2 separate regions of the Homo sapiens genome follow, and region 1 is linked to region 2. Evidence: chromatin loops called from intact Hi-C (ENCODE). Cell type or tissue: heart right ventricle. All regions are shown on one strand.

Region 1 (8,000 bases), 45 kb before region 2:
GGGCCTTTTAAAACTGCAAAAGCCGAAGTCTGAGCAAGACCCTCTGTATCTGCAAAGGGACCTAGACCTGAGCAATCTTTAAGAATCTTCCAGGCAATTCTGCTCTGAGCCAGAATGGGGAACCATTGCTGAGAAAGTCACAAACCTGCATCGCTTCGAGGAGAATCGAACACTGGAGAATAGACAGGCCGCTGTCGTCCCTGTGGGATTTGTTCCGGGACCCTACCCTGGGATGTCCTGGGTTGTTTATCCCAAGTTGGTTGAGCACGGAAAGGGTGACTGGGAATAAGAGAAGGCAGCCTGGTGTATGGGCTGAATTACGTCCCCCCTCAAATGCACATCTAGTCAGATCCTATGAATATGACCTTATTTGGAAATAGAGTATTTGTTGATCTATCAAGATGAAGTCATACTGGATTAGGGTGGGCCCTAAATCCAATGGCTGCTGTCCTTAGAAGAACAGGGCAATTTGGCCGGGCGCGGTGGCTCACGCCTATAATCCCAGCACTTTGGGAGGCTGAGGCAGGCGGATCACCTGAGGCCAGGAGTTCGAGACCAGCCTGGCCAACATGGCGAATTCCTGTCTCTACTAAAAATACAAAAAATTAGCCGGGTGTGGTGGCAGGTGCCTGTAACCCCAGCTACTTGGGAGGCTGAGGCAGGAGAATTGCTCGAACCCAGGAGGCGGAGGCTGCAGCGAGCCGAGATTGCGCCATTGCACTCCAGCCTGCTCTCCAAAAAAAAAGAACAGGGAAATTTGGACACAGAGACACACGAGAGAAGGCCATGTGAAGACAGGCGGAAATGGAAGTGATGTGTTCCTTGAAAATGGAACCAAGCAACATCAAGGAGAGAGGCCTGGAAGAGATTCTCCCTCACAGCCCCCAGAAGGAACTGGCTCTGTGGACACCTTTTCAGACTTCTGGCCTCCTGAGCTACAGAGAATCGATTCCTGTTCTTTTAAGCCCTCCCATTTGTGGTAGTTTGTCACAGCGGCCACAGGAAGCGAATGCCCTGAGCTCTGCAGTGCAACTCTGGCATCTGACTGGGCCTCTGAGCCGGGATGGGGTGAAAAGTTTTAGCTACAGGATGATTTTGATGCAAAGATTTAGACACAAATGCCAGGCAACCCAGAAGAGGAGAGTGCTGCGCTGAGCATGAAGGAGGCGGGAGGCACGCACTGCAGCCCTCCACCCTCTGCCATCCTGGATCCACACCCCACGCAGAAACAGCTCCCAGCTCAGTGGCCGCCTTAACTTATGCCAAGCAAGGACAGAGTGGCTGCCTGGACATTCTCCCACACAGCTGAGGAGTGTGTGTGTGGGGCGGGGTGGGGGGGGGGGCGGGAGGGGGAGGGGTCCCAAGGCCCAACTCCTACAAATCCAACTCCCAGGTCCTTTTATCCACAGCCTCCTTCTGGGCCTTGGCTACATCCTGCCCCAGCACGTGCTGGTGAGCCAAGGAGCCTGGACAGGCCTGCACTCCTCGTGGACCCCCAGAGAAAGGCCCATTATGGCTCCCTCATCAAAGGAACCTCTCCTTCACCCACAAATCTTGCTGAGCACCAAGGCTAAACTGGAGAAAAGACCTCATTTCCCCCAAACTGGGTTTTGTGGAAACTGACACAGGCACACACCAAGCCTTCCGCCCAGGTGGCCTGAGCCACCTGAGACCTGTGATCTCAATAGATTGGTGCAACTGAAAACTTCCCCAGCTGGGCACGCAGCTCCTAGGGCTAACCGGGGTGGGGCAAGAAGCCGTGGGCGGGGTATGGGAAGGGCGTGGCTGACAGCAGGAGAAACAGAAAGTCCCACCTCCACTCTGGGCAGGTGAGGGGGCCCCCGCCTTGCTCCATCTGCCCTGGACAGGTCACTCGACTGAGACTCAGACATAAGAAGGAAGGAGGGCAGGGGGCTCCGAGACCACCTGCCGTGTAGCCAGACTTGCCCCAGGAAAACCATGCTGACCAGCACCAGGGCTGCAGAGGCTTGAGGTGCAGGACCAGGGTGGAAACTTCGAGCCAGCGGGTTCCTCCCATTTCTGCTGGTCCTCCCCCTCCATGGATCAGAACAAATAACTGGGCCCCTCCTGCCTCCCTCCATGGCGCCTGTCTTTTGGGGGCTAGGAGTCCGGAGGTCATGGGTATTTGCTGGGGAATCTGAGCAGCAGCACAGTCCCACGTGCCGGGTCCGGTCACCAAAGTCTCCAGCTTTTGTGGACGTCCCGAAAAAGCGGAACATTCGGGGGTCCCGGTCCCTGCCCAGCCAGTTTGCAGGGCCTCCTGGGCAGGGCGCAAGCAAGGAGCCACGCCAGGAGACGCCACCGGCTTTTTCACCTGCCCCTCTGGGCCTGTGGAACCTGCCTCGGGTAGGGCGGGCTTCCATCCCACCCTGGCTTGATCGGGGAGCCCCCAAATGGGGCTGGTGGGAGAAGCCCCAGCAGAGAAGCCCTTCCCCACCCAGCCCCAAGCCCAGAGAAGCCCAACTCCCACCTTATCTGCGAAAGTTTCTTCCTGGGGTCCCCAGTCCTCCAGCCCCCCGCCCCCACGCCGTGTCCCCCACGCTCCCCGCCCCCAGCGCTGGCATCCCAGGGCGCGCCGCCTGCCAAAAGCCAAACTGGCTCCCTTTCCTGGGGCTGGAGCTGCGGCGGAATTTCGGTGGAATTTTGAGGTTGAGACGCATCTCGGCAAAGAGAGGGAAAGAAAGGGAGAGGAGGGAGGGGGGAAAGAAAGTCGGCTCTGGGCGTCCACTTGCAGGATTCGAGAAGGCGCCGAGGGACCAGGAGGCGGGCGCTGGGGTCCCTCGGCCAGCGGCGGGCGGGCGGGGCGTCTGCGAACCCTCGGGGTCGCGGGGGAGGTGGGGCCCCGCGCGGGGGCTGGGGTCGCCGCTCCTTACCTACATCTGCATTGCAAAACGCCTGTTGCGGGTGCACCGGGGAGCAGCTGCAGGCGTCGGCCGGGCGAAGCAGCGTCGCCAGCAGCAGGAGGCCGAGCGCCAGCCGCAGGGTGCGGGCCGCGGCGCCCATGGCGGGCCGGGGGGCTGGGCGGGCGGGGGCCGCCGCTGGGGGGTCCGGGCGCTGCTCGCGGCGGCGGGCTGGGGGCGCGGGCGGGGGCTGAGCCGGGGCCGAGGCGGGCCCCTCCCGCGCGGCTCACCCTCCTCACCTGCCCCGCTCGGCCGCGCAAACTTTCTCTCCTCTTTGTCTCGGGGGCGCGAGGGGAGGGGCGCGGGGCGCAATTCGCCGGGCGGGGCGGCGGGGTGGGGGGCGGCGGGCGAGCGGCGCTGCGGTTCTCGGCGGCCGCGCTGCCTTCTACGGATGTGTTTGCTGCGGGCTTGGGCCGGGCCGCAGTTTTATTGCGCTCGGAGGATTTTCTGCTCCTCCTCCCGGTGGCTGGCGGCCAATGCAGGCTCTGGGCGCTCCCAGCAGCCCCCTCCTCCCCCTCCGCCCGCGCCTCCCCCCAGCCCGCGCTTTTGTTGTGCCCGGCCTGGCACGTCGGGGGCTTCCCGCACCACCTGGCGCCCGCGACCCGCACCCGCGCGGGGGTCCCCGGACGCCCCCAGCCCCCCGACCCCGGTCCCCGCTGCGTGGCCTTCTGCGCCCGGGGTCCCTGACTCAGCGCGGGGGACTCGCGCCCCGTTCTTCCAGGACACCAGGCGACCCACCCGCTACCCTTTCCCCTTCAGCTCGACTCTGGAGGGCTACGCTGCTCCGTCCCCCGCCACCCCGGGGTCCCTTCGAGCCCAGCCTCGGGGCGAGCCAAGGGGTGTCCTTTGGAGCAGGGGCCGTTCCCTGTCGCCACCTCCCCGTTTCTGTGGGCGGGTGGCCTATTGAGAAACTGACAGGATCCCTTTTTCAAATGGAGGCCTTAGAATTTTAAGTGCGCCTGGCCAGTTTAGTTGGGGGGTGGGGGGTGTGGTTACTGTGAACAAAACAGGATTTTATATAAACTGGCCATATTTTTGACCAGCCAACAAGAGACGGGGGTGGGCCCAGGCGCCCAGGAGCCAGTAGGATCGCAGCAGAGGCATTGGCTGGGTTCCGCTCACAGTTTCCTCTCTTAGTCCACAAATGTGGGAGCCGAAGGACTTTTCCCAAAACAGTTTTGTGTTCCAGGAAAGACCCAGGCATATGAAGGGATGAACATGTGTAGGGTGGTGAGGCGGGCTTCCTGGCTGTGAACCTGCCTGTGCCCGGCTGTGGGCACCCACCCTGTACATTTGGTGTGTGCCCCGTGGGGCTCCATGGACACTGCTGCACTCAGGTCAGCACTCCAGCCCTCAGGTCAGCATTCCAGAGTGTTTGCAGTCCAGCTAGGGAGAGGGAAGCCCAGGAAAATGACACAGGAAGAATCAGGGCGGGCACGGTGGCTTGCGCCTGTAATCCCAGCACTTTGGGAGGCCGAGACAGGAGGATCACTTGAGGCCAGGAGTTTGAGACCAGCCTGGCTAGCATTTAGTAGAGACAGTGAAACCCCGTCTCTACTAAAAATACAAAAAATTAGCCGGGCTTGGTGGTGGGCGCCTGTAGTCCCAGCTACTCGGGAGGCTGAGGCAGGAGAATGGCATGAACCCAGGAGGCGGAGCTTGCAGTGAGCCGAGATCATGCCACTGCACTCCAGCCTGGGGGACAGAGCGAGACTCCATCTCAAAAGAAAAAAAAAAAAAAAAAAAGCCCGGGTGCAGTGGCTCATGCCTGTAATCCCAGCACTTTGGGAGGCTGAGGTGGGCGAATCACGAGGTCAGGAGTTCGAGACCAGCCTGGCGGCTAACACGGTGAAACCCCGTCTCTATTAAAAACACAAGAAATTAGCCGGGCGTGGTGGCGCGCGCCTGTAGTCCCAGCTACTCAGGAGGCTGAGGCAGGAGAATCGCTTGAACCCGAGAGGCGGAGGTTGCAGTGAGCCGAGATTGCGCCACTGCACTCCAGCCTGGGCGACAGAGAAAGACTCTTGTTTTTTTTTGTTTTTTTTTTTTTTTTTTTTAAAAAGAATTGCCCACTAAATTGTGCGGTGCTGACTTGAGGTATGAAACTTTGGAAAATAGTGAAAGAATGGAAAAACAGCTTCTTTCTGTTTGTGTATGTTTTGTAACAGACAGTTCTGAGAAAAGTTAAATAAGCAATGCCGTTATTTTTAGCACCCTGACAAATCCAAAGTCACTTTTTTGGTTTTTGTTAGCGTGAAATAGAGTTGGGTCGTTCACAAAATGATGTTTGAAGCTAACGTTTAAAAGTACAGTTAATTCAGAAAATTGTTATGTGCTGGCTGCCTTCAGCCATTTCATCGTTTTCTTTCCTTCTTTTTGGTTACAGGGGGAACAAAATGCTGTTGAACTTGTGTTTCAATTTGTCAGTTCATGATAGAAACAGGTAGCATAGGGGCTCTCGGTCTTTTAGACAAGCTCTACATATAAGTGATCAGGTACATGTTAGGGTGATAAATACCTTAGAGCAGTTGTGGTGCTGACAGCCAAGGGGGTGGGGCCAATGTGGGATGTACCTGGGAGGAAAGGGGGGCCTGGGCTCCAGGGTTGGGGGGCGTGAGACTGGAACTTCCAACCCAAGGCCTCGCACCTGTATCCTGGACTGCCCTCCCCGAAGTCATCCCCACCAGCACACAAACAGGCTGGAATTGCTCCCAGGAAAAGTGAAGCAGAAATCTTGCCAGGTGCAGTGGCTCACGCTTGTAATCCCAACACTTTGGGAAACTAAGGTGGGAGGATCACTTGAGGCCAGGAGTTTGAGACCAGCCTGAGGAACATACTGAGACCCCATCTCTACAAAAAAAAAATTAGCTGGGCGTGATGGCTCACACTTGTAGTCCCAGCTACAGGGAAGCTGCGGTGGGAGGATCGCTTGAGCCTGGGGAAGTTGAGTCTGCAGTGAGCCGAGATCACACCACTGCACTCCAGCCTTGGTGACAGAGTGAGACCCTGTCTCAAAAAAAAAAAAAAAAATCTCTCCCCTCAATTCCCCCACCAGAGAGTACTCTACTTTTCTGTTCCCTCTACCATTATCTCCTCCAAACAGGTCTCTAAACCAGAAGTTTCCAGCTTTCTTTTCCTCCCTTTTCTCTTGGTTCTCTCTCTCTCCCTCCTCCCTCCATCCATCAACAAATACTCATTTGAGTATCTGCTGTAGCCTGGACACCGTCCTAAGAGTGAGACATTCAGCGTCTACAGAACAGAGGAACATCCCTGGAACAGCAGGTGGAAACACGCAAGGCCCCAAGGTTGGACGATGCTGGACCTGGTGGAGCCCATGGTGTGGCGAGGAGTGAGAGGAAGGAGGGCTGAGGCAGGAGGCCAGGAGCAGGGGCTGGGAGGGGACACGGCGGAGGGCAGCCAGGCTACCGGGAGGATGTGCATTTTGTTCTGAGTGAGGTGGGAGCCTTTGGAGGGTTCTGAGCAGAGGGGCAGGATCGGACGCATCCCCTGGAAGGATGGGACTCTGGTGGGTGGCCTGGGTGGGGGCAGGGAGCCCAGTGAAAGGGCAGGTGCTGGAGATGCAGAGACTCCAGAGTCACAAAACCCCTTTCTGGTGCAGTGCCGTGAATGGCTGACCTGCGGCTGCAAAGTCAGATGAAGAGGGGACTGAGGTCTGAGGGCCCAAATGACTCTCCCAAGGGCACAGCAGGGAGGGGAGAGGACAGTCCCAGCAGCCAGGCCTCCCTCGCAGCCCACAGCCCCCAGCTTGCTGACCCAGTCATCTCCCTGCTGCTTGGGGCCCTCAGGGTCTTGGCTCCTGAGCCAGCTTCTGTCTCATTAACCACCCTCCACCTTCTCTTCCAGTTAGGGTCCTCACACTTCAAAATCAAGGAAACTGAGGCCTCAGACCAGGAACCTACTGAAGACAGGGAGTAGACTGGAATCTGGCTCATGGCAGCACAAACCCACTTTTTCTTTCTTTTTTCTTTTTTTTCTTTGTTTGAGAGCCGGGGTCTCACTCTGTCACCCAGCCTGGAGTGCAGTGGCTTGATCTCAGCTCACTGCAACCTCTGCCTCCCGGGCTCCAGTGATCCTCCCACCTCAGCCTCCTTTGTAGCTGGGACCACAGGTATGCGCCACCACACCTGGCTATTTTTTGTATTTTTTGTAGAGACACAGCTTCTGCAAGCTGCTCCTTCTCCTTGTCCTTCTCTGTGCTTTGTGGCCAAGAGGGCTTGACCTTGCAAGCAAACTTGAACATGGGGAGGGGGCTGCCACCCATAAGGGAAGTGACAGGGTCCGCATGCCCCATGCCCAGGGCAAGAGAGGAAGGAGGAAGGCAGACCCCGGGCTGGGAGCTCCCTCCACTGCTTCACTGCTTTTTTTTTGAGACAGAGTTTTACTCTGTCTCCCGCTGGAGTGCAATGGCACCATCTCGGCTCACTGCAACCTCTGCCTCCTGAGCTCAAGCAATTCTCATGTCTCAGCCTCCTGAGTAGCTGGGATTACAGGTGCCCACCATCACACCCGGCTAATTTTTGTATTTTAAGTAGAGACAGGGTTTCACCATGTTGCCCAGGCTGGTCTGGAACTCCTGAGCTCAGGTGATCCGCCCGCCTCGGCCTCCCACAGTGCTGGGATTACAGGCGTGAGCCACCGCGCCCAACCCATGGCTTCACTCCTAACCAGCCCCCTTCACTTCTCATCTTGATATTGGTGGGTGGACTACCATAGGGACCATAAGCGACACCCAGCCCAGATGCAGCCTGGGGGACCCTGGCTTGGATCAGCTTAAGAGCAGAGGCTCTCAGCCTCTCAGGACAGACAGGAGCACGAGGGAGCCCTGTGAAGTATGGGGGTGATTTCAGGGCCCTCAGACCACGCTCCAGGGGCCACCGCTTCCCACGAGGAACATCGTCTTGCTCCCCCACCCCCTCAAAGAGACCTTCCTGGCAGAGAGCACAGCAGAGCTGTCAGGCGTGTGTGCACCCTCGCCTGAACACACCAGGCGAACACCTCCCAGGCTGGACCTGATGAATCCTGTCCGGGGCCGGAGGAAGTGCCAAGGCCTCCTCCCTG
Region 2 (8,000 bases):
GCGGGCAGTCTCTGGAGACATGGGTGATTTTCATCTGTGCCAAGGCTGCCCCACCCTCCACCCAGGGCACCTGGGGCTTCCCCCAGGGCCTTATGGTGCATTCCCTAATACCGGTGACGGAGGTGACGGAGGTGACGGAGGTGGGAGAAACGCAAGCCTGTTTCAGATTGCACTGCGGGCTAATTCCAGGTGGGAGTGGCCTGTTGCCCAGCAGAAAGGGGACCTCGCTTTGGGCAGAACCCGGAGTGGCCAATCTCAGTTTCCGTGTGGATGGAGGGAAGCCGGCCTTGGCCACGTGACCTGTGGAAGCAGCTCAGGGTTTGATCAGAGATGCCAGGGCTGGAGGGAGGAGGATGGAAGAATGAGTAGCCGTGAGCTTTGGGAAGAGAGCAGGGACCGGCGTCTTGGGATGGCCACAGAGATGAGGATGCTTCTGTCCCCTGACTGTTCCCTGAAAGGCCCCACTGCAGTCCTATGCTGGGGTGCCTACCCCGGGGTGTGGGGACAGGTGTCACAGAGTGTCACTCTGCACCTCTACAGCCTCCAGGGCCTCCTCTGCTGAGAGGTGGCCTGTGGGGAGGGAGGCTTTGCACGGGCTCACCACTGCCATGTCACCAAGGCTGATGGGAGCGGACCTGGCGCTCCTGGGCCTTCGCTCGGCGCCTCGATGCCCATGGGGAGCTCCGGCTTCCTGAAGGCCGTGGCTTGCAGCCGACCCCTTCCATCGGAGGAGGCAGCCGCTTGCTCCCCAGGAATCGACACTTACTCTAGATCTGAATGCCCCCATCCTACACGGCCCTCAGTGCCACCAGCCCTTCACTGACTCAACACCTTTCCCACCCTGTTGGCCACCCACAGACATGCAGGTGACTCAGGAGCTGCAGTCAGGCCGTGGGCTCATGGTCACATGTGTCACCTATCACACATTCAAGGGCTCACGAAACAGGAAGGCTGGGATGAAACCTCAGGCTCAGGAGGCCAGTGAAGGGAAAAATGCAAGAGCCTGGCTCTGCGGACGTGCTGGGCGGCAGATGAGACAGCCCCGGAAGTCCCTGCCTCCAGGTCCCCCAAATCATCCTTTCCTCCCTCCCTGTAGACAAGAAAATGCTGCCCTCCACCTGTGGACGCACCAGCTCAAGGAGCCCATCTGCATTTCTCCTTGTTCAGAATGCACAGCAGTGAGCCATGGGGCCCTGAGCAGGGCGCCCATCACCTAGTGCAAAGGTTCTGCTTCTAGTCCTGAAACCTGGGTTCTGTTTTTTTGTTTGTTTTTTGTTTTGTTTTGTTTTTTTTGAGACAGAGTCTTGCTCTGTCACCAGGCTGGAGTGCAGTGGCATGATTTCGGTTCACTGCAACCTCTACCTCCCGGGTTCAAGCAATTCTCCTGCCTCAGCCTCTTGAGTAGCTGGGATTACAGGTGCGTGTCATCACGCCAGCTAATTTTTGTATCGGGGTGGGGGGGTTTTCACCATGTTGGCCAGGATGGTCTCGATCTCTTGACCTCGTGATCCGTCCTCCTTGGCCTCCCAAAGTGCTGGGATTACAGGTGTGAGCCACCACACCAAGCCGACACAGGGGTTTTGCACCCAAGAGAGGAACGTTTCCACGATGAGACATCTCCACGTTCCTTCAAATTGGCAGTGAAGATGGGGATTCGCCTCTGGGACCACGGTGCCTGTGGGTGAACAGGTGAAGAAGGGAGGAGTGTTTCGGAGGCTGGGATGGTCGGTCCTGACTGTCCCGGGGGAACAGGGCTGCCGCTCAAAACTGCAAGCAGCACGGAAGAACTCCAGTGACTTCTCAAACTCCTGCATCTCCCAGCCCCACACAGGGCTATGGCCTCCCTTGCAGGCAGGACCCACGGGGCTCAGAGTTCCCTGGAAGGAAGACTCCAGTTACCTTCCCTGGCCGTGAGATGCCAGGGAGCACGGAGCGGGAGAGAAGAGAGCTGCTGTGGTCCTGGGACTGACTCGAGAAATGGAGGCTGTGATTCTGGTCTTTGCCATGTCTGCCACGCCTCTACCGTGACATCGCTTTTCCTTCTTCCTCCTGATCTCATTGTGGTTTGTCCCCAACACTGGTCTTGGCAGTGGTCCGTGGCGACGTGGCCCCTCGGTTGCTAAAATGTCAATAGGATCAAAATAGAGGTGGAGGAGATAGGCCGGGCAGAGTGGCTCATCCCTGCAATCCCAGAACTCTGGGAGGCTAAGGCGAGCAAATTGCTTGAGCCCAGGAGTTCGAGACCAGCCTGGGCAACATGGCAAAACCCCGACTCTACTAAAAATACAAAAAAAGAAAAAAAAATTAGCCAGGCCTGCTGGCGCACATCTATAGTCCCAAGTACTTTGTAGTCCCAGAGGCTGAGGCGGGAGAATCACTTGGGCCCAGGAAGCAGAGTGTGCAGTGAGCCAAGATCGTGCCACTGCACTCCAGCCTGGGCGACAGAGTAAGACACTGTCTCAAAACAAACAAAAAACATGTGGAGGAGGGGATGTCCTGCCAGGATGGTGGACCTGGGCTGGACGCAGGATCTGGAGGTGGGGGGGTTGGGGGAGCAGAGGCCTCCATCCAGTACAGGGAGCAGCTGCCTTCACAGGCAGGAGGTTTTGTGAGACTGCTTTTGTTCCTTGTGGCACCTGTGGGGAGAGGGTGGGTGGGGCGTCTGCTGCCATCTTGGCTGTTCAGCACCTGAACCTCCCTCCCATTAGGGGAGCCCCTGTGCCACCTCCTGTTCCAGAGGCCACACTGTTGTCCTCCCAGACCGTGGCACAGCGGCAGGTGCCAGCCTGAGCTCGGCCCAGCAGGTGCCTCCCTGGGGACTCTGTGCCTGCAACGGGCCATGGAGAAGCAGGGGCAGTTTTGAATTCCTGTTGGTGGTGAGCGACGTTCTGTGCCCAGAACCTGCTGTGGCATTGTCACGGATGTCCCCCCGGCATCCAATGGGTCCCCCAGCCTCCCCTGAGACTCTGTGGTTCCCAGGATCTTCCAGCGCACCTCTACCCGCCTCACTCAGCCCAGGGGAGGTGCCTTTTATTTGTAGTCAAGCACCTGTTGGTGGGTATTGACGTCGTTTCCAATTCTTCACTCTTACAAGGCTGAGATGAGAATCTCTGTCCCCTGTCCCTGTGGACCAGGATTTCCAGAGCGAAGGTTCCTAACTCCTGCTGTTCGTTCTCCCTCCTCCCAGCTTCCACAGTCTGCTGTCTGCTGCTCTCCATGACCCAGCCCGGTCACGTCTTCCAGAGACCCGATCGCCCCGCCGGAGGTGCAGCCCTGACCTTGCCACCTCAGCACCCTCTCCTTCCGGTCGGACGTGAGCAGGAGGTAGTGCTGGCAAAAGCACACCCACCCATAGGCCAGGCACGGTGGCTCACGCCTGTAATCCCAGCACTTTGGGAGGCTGAGGTGGGTGGATCCCCTGAGGTCAAGAGTTCAAGACCAGCCTGGCCCACATGGTGAAACCCTGTCTCTACAAAAATACAAAAGTTAGCCAGGTACGATGGCAGGTGCCTGTAGTCCCAGCTACTCAGGAGGCTGAGGCGGGAGAAGCACTTGAAACCGGGAGGTGGAGGTTGCAGTGAGCCAAGATCACACCACTGAGCTCCAGCCTGGGCGACAGAACAAGATTCTGTCTCAAAAGTAAATAAAATTTTAAGAGCACACCTACCCAGATAAGGGGTGAGGGCACCCGTCACAGCCAGACTTTCATGAGCACACACACGCCTGTGCACATGCAATCACACACCCACGTGCACGCATGCAGTGGCACGCACCCTCCTGCTCGTGTCCCACTGTGTCATTGCTCCGGGCTGGGAGGTGTGCTTCCTGTTCCCTGTCTTCCCCGTTAGCCTGTAGCTTCACAAGGACAGGGACTCTGCCTCATGACCTGTCCCCCAGAGCCTGGCACACCTGATGTCTAAACACGGTGTGGACCCAACAACACTTTCTGTACAAACAAATGTAGGAACCTCAATGTAATTTTAATGACCTCAGACCAGTGACAAGGGCAGACTGACCAGGGGCTGTGGGGGGATCCCAGAGCAACCTCGAGGGCGTCCTGGTGCTTACCACCTGGAAACTGGTGAGGTGGTGGGAGAACTCCTGGTGGACCCTAGTGGAAGCCTTCCAGTAATTTCTTGAAGCTGAGCGCTCAGGTGAGTAGGGCGACATCTGGTGGCCGGTTGTTGAAGGTCATTGCAGAGAGGAAGGAAGCCGAGGAGGGGAGCCTGCAGTGAGGGCGTCCTGGGGTTCTCCGGTTCTCACCACCCTTGGGCCACGCCGTCTAGTCCACACCTGAGGAGTTGGTCAGGTAGAAGGGGCGGATGACCGTGCGGAAGCCGTTGAAGTGCCCTGCCGGGCAGGGGAAGGAGGAGGTGCTCTTCGAGCTGTTGGTGTCCAGGGCACTGGGAATCGCAGCCTTCCAGCCCTCGAAATCGGTGACGTCTGCCACGAAGAGCCCTTCGCAGAGCATCAGGGCTTTGTTTTCGTAGGCAATGGTGCGATCTGAGCCGCCAGACTTGGTGAGGCCCAGGACAGGGAGCTCGTCCGAGGAGCAGGAGAAGCCGTAGTTCCAGCAGCTCTGGATGGTGGGGAGGTAGACCAGGGACCAGGACACCCTCTTGTCCTGGAAGAGGAAGCTGGGGTGTTGTGGAGTCTGGAAGGACTGGTAGGGGTAGTATCTGTAGTCAGAGGGGGCTTGGAAGTAATCAGAAGAATATTTGACCAAAGGCCCCCGTCTGGACTGATAGACCAGTTGTGACTTCCGTGCACTCCAGGAACTGTCTGTCACAAAGGCACTCCAGGTGGGCGAGGTGTAAATCCGGGGCTTGTAGGTATCCTCGGTGAGGTTCAGGCCTTTGTACCGGGCCAGCAACTGGAAGGGCACAGTGTGGAATTCCAGGGCCTGCAGAGTCTTCTTCTGGAACAGGGCCTCGTGGCTCCAGTACAGGGACAGGTTGAACTGCAGCTCAAAGAGCTCCTCAGGGAGCATCATGGGGAAGCGGATCTTCTCCACCAAGCCCTCCACCTCCTCATGGGAGGCACGCTCCCCCCAGCTCCAGGTGTCCACGGCCTTCAGTAGGGCCAGCTCGCTGGGCACCGCCAGGTCGCTCCTGGGCAGCAGCAGTTGGAGCAGGTCTGTGGGGACACTGGGCCAGGCCTCGGCCTGCGTCAAGGCCTCGAAGTTCCAGGCCAGGAACTGTAGGCAGAGCTTCTCCAGCAGGGCGTCCCCTGTGGCCACTGCATAGGCATACAGGTCCAGGGGCATCTGGAACGAGGGGTCCTGGGGGAGGAGGATGGCAAAGAGGCTTGCGCAGTAGCCCTGCAGCTGCCTGGCCCCATAGGCAGAGGCCAGCTTGTGGAAGCACTTGACTGACGACAGGGTGATGTCAATCCTTCGGGAGTAGAAGTACCTGGGGAGAAAGAAGGAGAGCAGATGCCGGCCCCACAGGACAGCAGGGGAGCCCTGGGCCCAACTGTCCAACACAGCCACCTGAGTGCACACAGTGTGGGAGTGAGCATGCGTGTGTGTGCAACTGCGTGAGTGCATGTGTGACTGCGTGTGTACATGTGCATGCATGAGTATGTGCAGGTGTGTGTGTGGGGGGCTGTGCTTTTGAAGAGGGGAGGAGGACAAAGCCCCTGGCGGCCCCAGAGCCTGAGGACGAGACGGCTCACCTGAGAAGGTCCCTGACCATGGGCACACACTCAGCATCCACACTCATGGTGACATTGCTGCCCGGCTCCTTCCACAGGGCCTGGGCCTCCAGGTTGGCAGTCAGGATGACCGTGTGGCCACAGAAGCCCAGGGCGTCCTCGCCCTGCACATTCACGCTGATGGACAGGTCGCAGCCCCGCTGGCTGTCAAAGATCTGGCCAAGGGCCTCCGAGAGCTCCCTGGAGAGGTCCAGGGTGTGGGTGCTCCTGGTTTCTAAGAAGGGGCGGGAGGGAAGTGGGCTGCGTTAGGAGCCGGGGCACTGCCACTCTCTGGGGTCAGTGTCTTCATCTGAAAGTGAGGGATTTGTGGCTGCCTCATTCACTCTGGAAGGCTCCTGGGAAGACGAGGGACAAGAGAGACCGGAAGTGTCGGATTCCTGGACCCTGAGGCCCCGCCCCTTCCAGCCCTGGGGAACAAGAGCAGCTAGGACCTGGCCAAGCCTGTCCAGGCCCCCGCTTTAGGCCCTCTGCTCTGTGCTGCTCCCCCGACTCAGGCAGCAGCTCCGCATGGAGACTTGGTGGTACTGACTCCGGAGCCCCCACTCCCCAGCCTTGGTCACCAATCACCACTAACACCAAAACCACTGCCTGCTTAGATGGCCTGAAAAGTTAGGGTCCTGTGGCAACCCCATTTTAGAACTCCGGGGGTCCTCGAGCAGCTTCCTGTCGGGGAGAAGGCCTGCAGAAGTCATGGGAGGCTCCCGGCTCGGGGGTCAGTGTGGTGCACCCTCTCCCCTTCTTTGAGCCCCTCTCAAAGCCTAACTCAAAATGAAATCCCATAGGTTTTTCTTCGCCACAAATATAGTAGTTTTGAAGTAACTGTGACCTTTCAACCAGGTGGGCTTGCCCTGGGCCTCCTAAAACCTGAGCCACCGCAGGACCCCCAGCTCCCTCCCACCTGCACGCCTTACCACAGCTCTCCTGCCCCAGGAGCTTTGGCCGTGCGCCCATGGCCCCGTGTGCTCCCCGCCGCCTCCCCTGGCCCCCGACAGCCCCATGGCGTCTCCTGGGCTTCCCCCACTGTGAGTCCAGGCTCAGCTCCAGCCACTTGTCCATCCCATGTGGGCACAGGGGCTCCCTGGGATTCGACCCGTCCTGCCTTAGGGGCCTCCAACTCCTGGCAAAGGGCAGTGGGCAGGAAATGCCCAGGTTGTCACGTGCAAGCCCAGGAAGAGCCACCTCGGCATGAAAGAAAAACAAGAAACTCAGATCCAGAGGCTCCAACCTGCAGAGCAGCCTGGGTTCCCTCCAAACTGGGCCAGGTTGGGGGAAGCAGGCTGAGGCTGCGAGTAGCCGGGACTCCCTCCGCCAGGACGGGCTTGAGCCTGTCGCGTGCTGTGAAGTGTATTTCTGAGCGGACGCTGGCATTTCAGGTCAGGCTGGAGCCAGGTGTCATGCTCACTGAAACTGTGGCTCACTGCCCCACACTCGGGTTCTGCATGGAGACTTGGTGGTTCTGGGTGTTTCTCCAGAAGGGGCTGGGGAGGAGTCTGGGACTGTGGGACTGGGAGCTGGTGGGCTCTTGGGACGTCTGGGCCTCTCCATGCGGAGTGGGCAGGCGGTAGTGGAAGGAACCTTTGTGTGCTTCATGTGCGTGGGGGGGTGGTGCTGGGAGGGGCAGGGGCCACGGGACCCCAGGGCACACTGGGGCCTCCGCAGGGAGGTGCGCCCCCGCTCACCATTGGTGCAGACCACACCAGCGTCTCTCTCGTGCCTGCAGTTGCTCTTCAGCCAGCCCAGGGACTTGCAGTCGGCCAGTGAGGCCTCGGTTCCCGTGCACTGGACCTCATCCAGCATGATGGGGCCTGATCCTGTGGACACAGCAGATGGCAGGGCTGGGGGCGTGACGACTGCACCCAGGAGTCCCACAGCGCGACTCAGCCCTTTGTTCTCCGCCCCGGCCGTGTGGGTCCATCTGCTTACAGGTCCTTCACCAGCGAACCACGGAGGATATTCCAGCATGGGCTGGATTTGTGATTGCAATGTCAGGCCATAAACTTAGCCTTCATGCTTATAAAGCTTACCGGCTGCTTCAGCGACATCACATTCATGTATAGTAATTGTGTGACTATCCCTGCAACATCAGTTTCACATACTGTAATTGTGTGACTATCCCTGCAACATCAGGTTCACATACTGTAATTGTGTGACTATCCCTGCAACATCAGGTTCACATATTGTAATTGTGTGACTATCCCTGCAACATCAGGTTCACATACTGTAATTGTGTGACTATCCCTGCTGCTAAATAGTTTATGGATTGTTTCTTTTTTTTCCAGAATCGC

Evidence for each region. Hi-C counts contacts between places; a loop is a spot of excess contacts. Peaks named below come from ENCODE experiments on the same cell type or tissue, not always from the same donor. Only the 100,000 strongest peaks of a DNase experiment are listed, where the experiment ranks them.
Region 1: a loop joins it to region 2, with 2.2 times the contacts of the local background. A loop is called at or near these places in 43 of 110 quality-filtered maps.

The regions. Positions count from the first base shown.
Region 1 is chr17:78,922,065-78,930,064 of GRCh38, forward strand. It overlaps TIMP2 (TIMP metallopeptidase inhibitor 2), which reads right to left and starts at 3,323. Exons shown (of 5, transcript NM_003255.5): 1 at 2,895-3,323. The coding sequence starts at 3,024. RefSeq lists an enhancer at 1,483-1,552. In heart right ventricle, a CTCF peak has its summit at 3,383; DNase peaks (open chromatin) are centred at 1,790, 2,697, 3,387 and 3,887; H3K4me3 peaks cover 3,589 bases; H3K27ac peaks cover 4,648 bases.
Region 2 is chr17:78,967,294-78,975,293 of GRCh38, forward strand. LGALS3BP (galectin 3 binding protein) reads right to left here. Exons shown (of 6, transcript NM_005567.4): 4 at 7,395-7,526; 5 at 5,677-5,929; 6 at 3,962-5,411. The coding sequence ends at 4,283. Among named protein-coding and RNA genes, the nearest start is that of LGALS3BP, 8.6 kb to the right of the region's middle. RefSeq lists an enhancer at 7,794-8,000. In heart right ventricle, CTCF peaks have their summits at 4,167 (motif pointing left) and 4,380; a DNase peak (open chromatin) is centred at 4,168; H3K4me3 peaks cover 33 bases; H3K27ac peaks cover 1,751 bases.